Linked DNA regions of Homo sapiens: region 1 is linked to region 2. The links are chromatin contacts, found by Hi-C in ENCODE. All regions are on one chromosome and are shown on one strand. The core of a region is the stretch at or near the end of the contact, and the rest is flanking DNA. Distances in the headings are between cores, read along the strand shown. Region 1 has its middle 11 kb from the start of TMEM247. Region 2 has its middle 160 kb from the start of LINC01833.

What was found. Hi-C counts contacts between places; a loop is a spot of excess contacts on that map. Pooled maps may share reads with other maps.
Region 1: a loop to region 2 is called in a map with no recorded cell type, with 7 times the contacts of the local background. The contact joins two enhancer-like sites. A Hi-C loop is called at or near these places in 2 of 37 single-sample maps with no recorded cell type and 3 of 50 pooled maps.

What each region holds. Positions count from the first base shown.
Region 1 is chr2:46,487,320-46,492,993 of GRCh38, reverse strand. No RefSeq gene overlaps it. Among named protein-coding and RNA genes, the nearest start is that of TMEM247, 11 kb to the right of the region's middle. RefSeq lists enhancers at 2,041-2,090, 2,201-2,260, 1,890-2,422, 2,281-2,580, 2,423-2,955. Within about 2 kb of position 2,258, at least 17 of the 41 ENCODE cell types and tissues checked have a DNase peak (open chromatin) inside an H3K27ac peak, as active enhancers do.
Region 2 is chr2:44,775,446-44,780,941 of GRCh38, reverse strand. No RefSeq gene overlaps it. Among named protein-coding and RNA genes, the nearest start is that of LINC01833, 160 kb to the left of the region's middle. Within about 2 kb of position 2,626, at least 3 of the 41 ENCODE cell types and tissues checked have a DNase peak (open chromatin) inside an H3K27ac peak, as active enhancers do.

The DNA.
Region 1 (5,674 bases), core at 1,009-3,508, 1.7 Mb before region 2:
CCATGCTCAGTTTCCTAACTGATCTGTTTTGAGAACAAGGATTCTCCCACAGTGCATAGAGTTTGCTTAAGGGCAGTCATCTGGAGTTCTTTTGAAGTTGGCCTGATACCTGAGAGCAGGTGAGCTTTCTACCAACTACTGTGCTTCCAGAGTCTTCCAATCATTGTTTTCTTGGAACCCACTCAGGCTAGCTCAAATATTATGGGCTTTATGTATGTGAGGCTATGGAGATTGCTCAGAAGTGAAAGTCAGCCTGAGTGAACTGTATAGGGTTTCTCTCTTACCCAACCACCTCCCTCTTCTTTCTTATACCTACTCCTGTCTCAGAGTGGACATACCAACCTGGTCTTCAGAAAAAGAGCCAGGCATAGCAGATTGAAGAGGGAAGACCCCAGGCTGCCAGTTACAGACTGACTCTCCCGTCTTAGGGGACCTAGGAGAGGACATGGGGTGGGATCCAGAGGGAGTTACCGAGGCCTTTGAGTATAGATCTGCTGCCACTCATGAAATGGCAGGTGTGTGGGTCAGGTGGGCCAGTGAGTGAGGCCTTACATCTGTCCCCTCTCAAAGACATTTTCCTCCTTAGCGCTTGGTGAGGGAAGTGTGGGAACACAGGAGGGCAAGGCTGCAGTGAGCCGAGATTGCGCCACTGCACTCCAGCACCGGTGACAGAGCGAGACCCTGTCTCAAAAAAACAGAACAAAACAAACAAAAAAGAAACACGGGAACAGTTAGAATAAAAGGGTAGATTCATAAGCAGAAAAACTCTGGAGCCACTACCCCAGCTACACATATCTAGAGAGATATACAGGGGGCCACACAATGCCATCTGAAATGGAGTAGCAGTTCTCTTCCCATGTTATCAAACCAGCTCGGAACCTTTGTTCACAAACCTAAATGAATGAGACGCAGCACGGTTCTTTGTTTTCTTCCAATCATCTTTCAGCTCCTTGCCACACTTGGTCTCTGGTACCTCCTGGCTGAGCAAGCTTGGGCAATTCCTGAACCTCTCGGAGTCTGATTTCTCATCAGCAAAGTGGGCGTCATGGGCTGAATTATCTCCCCTCAAAATTCAAGTGTTGAAGTCCTAACCCCCGAAACCTCAGAATGTGACCTCATCTGGAGATAGGGGCTTTAGACTACGTACTGGGTACAGTGTACACTGCTCGGGTGATGGGTGCACCAAAATCTCAGAGATCACCACTATAGAACTTATCCATGTAATCAAAAACCACCTGTACCCCAAAAACTATTGAAATCAAAAAAAGAAGTCATGGCGTTAAAATGAGGGCTTAATCCAATCTGACTGGTGTCCTTGGAAGAGGAAATTTGGACATTCAGAGAGACACCAGGGATGCACACAGAGAGGAAGACCACGTGGGGATGCAGTGAGAAGGCAGCAGCCATCTGCAAGCCGAGAGAGGCCTCAGAGGAAACCAAACCTGCCAACACCTTGATCTTGGACTTTCAACTTCCAGAACTGTGGACAAATGAGCATCTGTTGCTGAAGCCACCCAGTTTGTGGTATTTTGTTAGAGCAGCCTGGGCAGATTAATCTAGTGCGTACCAGTGCTCCTTCATGGAGGGCTATGGGATAAAATAGATGACATGAGAGTGTTGGACAGGGTACAATACATCCTAGGTATTCGGCAAGGGTGAGCTTCCTTTTCAAGAAGCCGTCACAGAATGCTTTAGCTCACAGAGCCTTTCTCAGATCGTCTCTTACACTCCTTCTGTTTATTTGATTGATCAATCATTGCTCCTTAATCACTGATTGAGCTCTGTGGTCTGGTTGTTGAACCCTGGCAATGGGTGGTCTGTGCAGCCACACTATTTGCTGCTCTTGCACTTCCAAGACCTGAAGCTAGAGCTGGTGCTCAGAGAAGAGCTGCCCCATGGTAGCAAGTGTCTGTCACTGGCTCTTTCTGGGGCAGAGGGAAGCTCCTGAAACCCTGCCCTCCCCACCTCCTCCACCAAGGGTCCCCCTGCTCAGCACTTTCTGCATGGCTTCCTGGTGGCTGTCTTCCAAGGCCTGCTTTCTGCCCCAGGACCTTACAAAGGCTGCTTTGATGAAAAGTTTGAGGCAAAGTGACTGTGTCATTTGATACAAGAGGCTCAAGGGGGTAAAAAGTGTAGCTTTCTTCTATTTTTGGATTTTCTAGCCCAGCGGAGAATGATCAGCTGAATGGGACTGGGGCGGAAGCCAGGAGCAGAGGGAGGAAATGCACCCAAGCTGGAGAGCCCCTGTGATTAGCAGCTGGAAGCCTAGAGCGTGACCTGCTTGTGAAGAGGCGCCTCTGCAGGCAGACTCTGCGCCCAGAGCTGGAAGGCATGCAGGGGCCACTTGCCCTGGGGCCACCAGACTCCTTCCTCCAATGGCCTGCTCCAACGGTCCCTGCCCCTGCAAAATGCACAGAGCCTGCTCCCTCCCTCCCTCCTGTTGATGGAGTACAGGCCAAGGATAGTCACTCTCTGGGTGAGATTTGAGAGGCACCACAAAAGCCCCTTAACCCTGGGGTCTCCGTCATCCACCGCCAGGGCAGTGGCACAGGGCCCTGCTCTCAGTGGGGGCTCTCCACATGGCTTAATGCTCTGCTGTCACCGTCGTGGAATTCATGATGGGACACTGCATTGTCCTCTTGCACTGGGCCCACAAATTCAGGAGCCGGACCTCCCCACCTCTCCCAGTTCTTGAAATTCAGGTTAGCAGTCACTTCCCTTCCCTGCTCTGGCTGATACCTCTCATCTGTGTAGCTTCTTATTCACCACCAGCCTCCACCTTGTTATCTCACTAATTGTCACTATAACCCTGTGAGGGACTGACATCTCTCTGACTCGTGGCCCTTTGTAGGATTTGCCCCACGAGCTCAGGCCTTTTGATGCCACCCCTTTGCTCTCTTTGAGGAACAAAAATGCCTACCTCCTGAAGCTATCTGTAATCCCCTCCTACTTAAGTGTAAGAAATTTGCAAGTCCGAAACCCATCCTCCACTTCACTCTTAAGAGCCTAAAAAGCCCTCTGAGGGCGCTTAATAAATACTAACTAATGAACCTGCAGCTGCTGCTCCTTTGGCTAATTAAATCTAAGTAAATCACAGACTTTGAATTATGCAACAAGGCTTGGCCAAAACAGCTTAAAAATGTGGGAGCCCTAGCTTTTCTGCTGTGCCCTGTGGAAAAATCCCATCTTTTAATCATGCTTAACCTTCCTGAAGAACAGCAGCAACCTTTAAATAATGAATGAACGTATATTAGCAAGATTTCCCCAAAGCTACACGTGGGAGTCAGATCAAAAAAGGGACAGAAGCAGACACAGGCCTGAGGGCATTCTGGAACTTTCTGCTCAGCCCTGGCCTGCAGGGTGAAATCATTTGGTTCCCCAGAAGCCCAGAGCATGAACTGGTGAAAGGGAGGAGGGGCAGATATGCTGCCACAGGCTCAGCTTCCTGATGTGGCACAGTAAGCTCCTGCCACCCCTAGCCTGCGGCAGAGGTTAATGGAAACCCCATAGCACTTCTGAAGGGCTGTGCACTCGGTTGTTCTCCCTCTCATTCCCCCTAGAAGACCCTCCTGGCCAAGAGCATTGTCTTCATAAAGAGAACAGATTTTGTTTTTTTTTTTTTTTTCTGGTAGGGTCTTGCTCTGTCCCCCAGGCTGGAGTGCAGTGGCACGATCACAGCTCACTGCAGCCTCAACCTCCCAGGCTCAAGTGATCCTCCCTTGTTAGCCTTCCCAGTAGCTGGGACAGCAGGTGCATGCCACCGTACCTGGCTTTTTTTTTTTTGGAGATATGGGATCTCCCTATGTTGCCTTGCCTAGTCTTGAGCTCTTGGGCTCCTGCCTCGGCCTCCCAAATGGCCGAGATTACAGACGTGAGCCACCGCGCTAGCCCAGGACAGACCAGGACAGATTGCATTGAGTCTCATCACCTATAACAGGCTTCCCAGACTTTAAGATGCATATGAATTGCTGGGGGCTGGTGGGTACTGTCAAACCACATCTGCTTCAGTGGGTCTGGGGCAGGGTCTGGGATGCTGCATTTCTAAGACGCCGATGCTGCTGATCCACAGATCACACATTGAAGAGCAAGGATTTAGGTCTTTCAACCCTGATTGCTTATTAGAATCAACTGGGGCACTTGTAAGGCTAACAAATCATCTCTGGATGTCATCTCAGATCAATTAAATCAGAATTTCTCGAACAATCTCTAGACTTTGGTCCTTCTTTTTTCTGAGTTAGAGTCTAGATAATTTAGAGGTCGCCCAAATGAAGCCTAGAAAACTTAACTGACTTGCTTACTTACAAGTCATCTGCTAACTTGGGACTAGAAATAGACATGGCAGGAAAGTGGCCTTTGGAATCAAGGCTTAACCCTCCTGCCCCCGAGTCTCTCCAACTGTAGTCCTGTCCTTGGGCTCAGGAGGGCAGCCTACAATATTCCATTTAGGGAACAGGAGAGATTTTCCCATCTTTCTCTCCCTAAGCCTGCCTGAAACTTTACTATTAGTGCTTCATTATTTGGGCTGAAGCTTAGTGGTCCTTTGCAATGAGTGCAATCTCTTATACATAGACTTTAGCAGCTTGGTGTCCATAGGATGATCACAGTCCCCTGACTGTCTCTGGGCTCTGCTCTGTGGGATCTGGGATCAGGAAGGGAAGGGGCTCTGGAGTCCAACTTGCCTCCCCTTGCAGCTCTGCTGAGGGCACCCAGCACAGAGAGGAGTGCCCTTCCCAGTCTGCTGCCCTGATTGTGTCAGGTCATGGGCTTCAGGCAGAGGTCAGGAGGATGAAGGCAGAGTGGCTCCAGGCGTGTGGCCAGGGAAAACCATGACCTCCCTGCTGTGGTATGCAGTACTCTTCCTTAAAGCAGAGTGCAGCAGTGGCCCGGCCCAGATTGGCTACGGCTGTGCTCCATCTGATGGTTTCAACCCCATCAAGGCTTTCTGGCTCAGCAGCTCAGGAAGGGAGTGGGAGCTGGGCCTAAGGAATTAGGGATGATACACCAGTTATTTGCTTAATTCAGTATCTCCCCCCTCCACTCATACTATCAGAATTCTAATTCTGTTTGAGGCTGCAACAGTGTCCACGCAAAAACCTTACCACCTCAGACACCCTACAGATAGGTGCAGCCACATGACCTTAGTTTGACCAATGGCACGGAAGCAGAAGTCTCTGGGTGGGGCTTCCTGGGATGCTTTTAAAAGGCGGCTCCTTTTCTGACCTGGAGTAACGGACCTGGTACTTGGAGCTGCTTCAGCCAACTTGACACTGAGGCGGGAAGCCATGGGCTGAGGATAAGAGCCCTGTGGTGGTGGAGGAAGGCACCACCTGAGTCCTCTATGACTTCTGAGAGCAGTTTCACCAGCCGTGGATGGACTACCTGGGACTTCTTGGTATGTGAGCAACACAAACCTCTATTTGGTGAAGCCATTGTGGCTGGATTTCTTTTACAGCTGAAAGTAATCCTCAAACGCAGGACCTCAGAAAGTTTTTGGTCTGGAAACGGGAAGGTCCAGGCAAAAAAGCGGCCCCCAGGAATTAAAGGAGGAGGAAGGCTTTTATTTATCTGTTTTGAATTACTATTCCACTCTATAATCTTTAGTGTATTGCCTATTTCCCAAGGGATTAAGTTTATATTCCTCAGACCAATATTCAAGGCTCCCTAACACTTAGCC
Region 2 (5,496 bases), core at 1,377-3,876:
TTTCTCTGGTGTCCTCTCTCAGTAGCCTGAGAGTGATGTGCCTCTGTAATAGGTTCAATTTCTGAAGGGTAAATGAGGCCTGTGGTACTTGCATCCTATTTTTGTGTTTTTGAAATGTTAGTCACTATGTAACTCACCACATTTTAGGCAAAACATTGTATCAAAAGTTAAACGTAAGGACGCAGAAAAGTACCCCCAGAGAATAGATCTAGAACTGCATGAGTTATCGGTTGCTCATCACTTAGTTAACAGACTGCCCCAAATGTAGTTGCTTTAAAACACCACCATTTTTAGCTCATGTTCTGTGAGCAGGCAATTTGGGTTGAGCTCAGCTGGGCAGTTCTTCTGCTGGCTCACCTGGCCCACTCACACAGCTGCAGCCAGAGCTGCATCTCCCAGGGGCTGTTTGGTCCTCGTTTTCTGTTCACTCCCAGGAAAAAAGAGTTGAGCCTGCAATACTTTATCTGGTAAGACAAGTCTGCGACTGAGACAACCAAGCAGGCCAACCCTCGCTGTTCCTGGGAGAGCCACTGCCGTTCAGTGGCTCATGGCTGAATAATGGGGGTGACTAGGCCACATGTCTCCACTGTCTAGCAGCACAGCCTGGGTTTTTTCACATGGTAGCTGGGTTCCAAAAACATCAAGATAGGACAAACCTCAATGCACAAGTGATTTTCAAACCTCCGCTTGTACTCATGTTTACTAATGTCTCCTTGGCCAAAGCAAGCCAAGCCAAGTTCAGAATCAAGGAGTGAAGAAAGAGTCCATTTCTTGATGGAAGGAGCTGGAAAGTACTGTTGCTATTCCCCAACCCCACCAATCTACCACAAGGGTAGAGCTGGATAAATACCTACAGTATCATATTCATATTGAGATTATTGTAACCACTGATGGTTTATCTAGTCTCTTGGGGGTGAGGGTGTGTGTGAGAGGACCCAGAAGCAGCACCTGGCTGTGAGGTGAGGGAAAACCACTAACAGCTGGCAGAAATGCAAGCTGGAGACTCAAAACCTCTGTCACCCAGCCCAGAGCCGAGGTTCTCATCTTATGGGGCAGAAGGTGGGCCAACCAGGAGTATCCCTGGAGAGAGGAAAGATCTCTGGACACTCAGAAGCTGTGAGCGGCTTCATTCTCCTCCAAGCTGCTTCATACTTGCTCTCGCTTGGCATCATGAGATGCTGCTTGAGAGAGAGACAGAGGGACAGTGAGAGATCCACTCAAAATGTAGGCTGGATCAGGGATGTGGCCTCTGCTCCTAAAAATAAAGCCTGTGGAGGAAAATGAAGGCTAATGTACCTGGAGGTGGAACCATAGGTCAGGTGGGCAAAGCTTTTAAATGTACTGCCTTCTGGGTTGGGAACAGCATGGTGACATTCCCTGAAGCTCAAGGAGAGCTCGGCCATCAGAAGGCAGACTGCAGATCAAGACAGTGATGGCCTGAGCTCACTTTCCGACCTAGTCTGACAGTCACATCGTGTTCAGCTTCTACCTTTCTCACATTGGTAGGCTGCAAACCATCAAAAAGTAGAATTTCATATACAAAGCCGAGTCCTTATTCTAGATTGCACAGGTGATGCCCAGACAACAAGCCAACATTTTCAGATCCCACCGCCCAGCTTTCACCATGGACCTGGCCTGGGATGGTGCGGCCTCGGTGCCCACCGGGAAGGCAGAGTGGCCCAGCGTGGGCGGCAGAGGTGAGGGAGGGAACGCTGCTCTGAGGCCTTTTTCTTGTAGCTCCAGACAAATTAAAAACCTCCTTACCAGCCATTCATTCTGAGGAGGCCTCTTCCTTCCTCCACAGGGGGGCTGCTGTGTTGGAAGCCGATCGGATTCAGGGAGGCTGGGCCTCCCGGAGCTCTCAAGGAGGGGGAGCGGCAAGAATGGAAAGAGAGAGGCCCTAACCCTGAAGAGATTGGCAGGCAGGGAGTGGGGGCAAAGTGCAGCCCAGGTCACTGGGAAAAAAGAAATCTCAAAGTAAGGGAGTGGGGGAAAGTTCCACTTTCAGCCTAATTATGAAAGAGGCCTCGGTAGAGAGGGGCGGGGGAGCCCAAAGAAGAGAGAAAAGGGAAGTGAGATGTTGCAGAGAGCAGAAAGAGATTCTCAGGGGGCACAGGCTATTGAAGGAACGCAGGCAGGGAAAGGTGCCGCCTCTTCAAACGTGGGTCTGTTATAACTGATTTTGAGAGACCTGGAAGCATGTTCGCCTGGGACTCCCAAAGAGGGAGGGCAAAATGCCCTATTAAGGGTGGGACGAATTGATTTCCCAAAGAAGCACAGCACCATTTCCTCCAAATGCCCTCTGCAGTCCTCCTTAATCTGCCCTGGAGGCAGCAGGTGACCTCTGCACAGGCCCCTGGAGGCGCCTTTGTTCGGGGGCATTCTGCGGCCCGCCCCGCCCCCTCCCCTTGCACCTGGGCAGCAGCCTCAAAATGCACTTGTCCACCCTTGGCCGGCTCCCGTGGTGGGATGGCGGATGCCTTTGTATGTGAAAAGCCACGAGCCCTCCAACTCCTGTTTTCCCTTCGGCTTGACACATTCACTAATGTATTTCCTGTTCACTCCCAGGAGAAAAAAAGAGTGCCTGCAATACTTTATCTGGTAAGACAAGTCTGTGACTGAGACTACCAAGCGGGCCAACCCTTGCTGTTCCTGGGAGAGCCACTGCCATTCAGAAAGCTTGGCTCTGCCCTCGAATCCCCAAGTGTTCCCTGCCGGGTTCTAATCCAAGCCCTCTGAGGTTTGCTAATTTAATTGTGTAATGGTCCACACCTGAGACATTCCCTGAACTATCTTTAGGACACTACTTAGCCTAAAAGAAAGACAAATAAGAGTATTAAGACAGGGACTTAGACATTGAAAGCTTTTACCATCTCCAAAACATCTGAGTCAAGCAGAAGAAAACGGGGTGGGAGGATGAGGGGTGGCCTCAAAGTCAGAACAAGCAACAAGAAGTAAATAAAGTTCTTGCTAAGTGAGTCTGAAATATGTATTTAGCCCTTGTAAATTAAATAACACTGGTTTTTAAAGAGTGATTCTCCGAACATCTATTATTCACATCAGTAGGACAGACGGTAAGCCACTGTAAGATTTATAGAAACTAAAAGACTTCCCATGCTAAAGGTTAATGAAAGTGTAATTTGAATCATGAAATCTTTATGTGTCGGCTCAATTTACACCGAGGGCTCATTAAGGATGCGTTTGGTACAGCGGGCGGCAGGTGACGTCACATTAGTATTTAAATGGGCGGGGCCAGGCTGCTCTGCATGTAATCCTTTAAAAATATAACAGCCTCTCTCTTTCCTTCTCTGTCTCTCCAGCTGTAACAACTTCACCAACTGTCTGGGTTCCACCCCGAGGATTTCACTGAGAGAACACGTTAGAGGGAATCAGGAAGCAGAAAAAAGGTCACAAATAAGCACCTCAGGAACAATGAAAGCTTTTCTCTATGCAGCAGTGGGAGAGTTGCTAGAAAAACTGGAAAGGTATTAATCAGAAGTGGCTATAAATGCTCTGGAGTTTTGCTCTTATAAAACTCCTCAGAGAAAGTCTTGAAGGAAATGCAGGTCAAAGCCCAAAAAAGCTCTTGATCAGAGATTGCTGGAGGAAAATCTTCCCAGACGCCGTTTAATAGGCAGCAATCACCCCAGGAGTGGGGAAGCCAAGTACGCTTGAAACATGGTTGCAATTCCTAATAGGTCTTGTCACACTTAAGGCACTGCAAGCTCCATCCAACGAACAGCTGAAGCTAGCTGGCGATTCATAAAGCCAACAGTTTAAAGTTTATTATGATGAAAGCACTTAATGACAGCCATCGCTAGGGGCCCATCATTTATAAAGCTGTGCTGAGTATTAGACATGTAGCATGACCACCAATTTTATGTCACAATTGCTACCATAAAATGACCTTTGGTGATTTTTGCTGCATGTGGTGGACAGCTCTTCCTTCACATTAGTGCTCTGTGGCTTTCTTTGCAGACTATTATGCTGTCTAAAGCTTATTTGGCACTGTCGTGAGCCTCAACCCTTGCTATTACCCCGAAGGCCTGTCTTAAAAAAAAAAATCTCATGCTCTATTACGCCACTCCAATAATTTACAGTTCTTACCAGCCTTGGTTAGCGTAATATTTTAATGCAAATATGCTTTACCATTGGATTTTATTTTAAGCACACACACACACACACACACACACACACACAATTTCCCATGCTTCTGGCTAGCAAAATATCCATTTTATGGGAGTTCACTGAAATCGGCCTCTTATTCTCTGGTCAGGTCTCACTGATTGAGCACTGTTTCCTCTGGGTCAGTTAAAACATCACCAGAAAAAAAAAAAAAAAAAAAGGGTTACTTAAACTTCTGTTGAGATTTTTTTTTTTAAGATCCTATACATGATAAACCCACTTAAGGCAGAAACACCAATTCTTATTTCCCTGCATCCAGTCGCAATGCAAATTGACATTTGAGTAACATTATTTAATTAGGCTTCCATTTTTCCACCTTCTTTGTGTAGTTAGGAAATGTTTGAATACATGCCAGTTTACTGCTCCAATGTAAACTGCTGCTAAGAAAGTGGTCTGTCCACGCTACACCACCTTTAAATTGTGTATATAATTTTATAAATGATATAAAATCTGCTTCTAGCCCTGAGGAAAAAACAAACCATAAGCATGGCACACTGCAATTTTGGAAGGATTTAAAATATGTGATTTCTGCTGGTACCTACTGTATTGGGTTTTATATAAAGCTTTTTTCAATAAGGTAAATTGTTACATGACAAACTCATCTTCCACCATTATCATCTGCTGTTTGTGTTTAACAACAGGAGTCCCGCTCTAACAAAACTGTTGTAATGGCTGTACAAATTACTCAGCTGAAAGCTTTTCACCAAACAAAACAGTATTAATCAGCAGTTCTTATGAAGGTGCTAATTAAAAACAATTTTCTTCCTCAGTTTGCAATACTAAAGCCATCTTCACTTGCACAGTTTCCAATATACAGCTACTGTATTTGCTCACACTTCAGGCCCTCTATTAACTATTGAATCTCCTATTAGCCATTTTATTACATTTCTGTTTACAAGCTTGTTGACATTTTAAAAGTCACGGTATGATCTGTTTTATCTGTTAAAAAATGTATTAATTGAAAAGTCAGGGGGACAAAAAAAGCAAAATACAGACTCCAAATGCACAGACTTCCAGGGCAGAGAACACTGTGAGCATTTAGCCACAGCCTGGAAGGTAAGCTCTCTGGGTAAAATGAAATGTGAGAATTAAAAGTGGCATTTCAGGCTTAATGGTTTGATAAACACTAACAGGATCCTTCCTAATTTGGAAGTAGTCCACTCAGGAAAACATATTTACCCTGCCTAAAATCAGCCTGACTTTCAAATCCATTTTTTCTTTATGGTATACAATCAACATAATTATGATGTTTCATACAGCCTGAACTCAGGGGATTTTGATCTAGGGTGGGGATGTACCTGGAATCTGGCG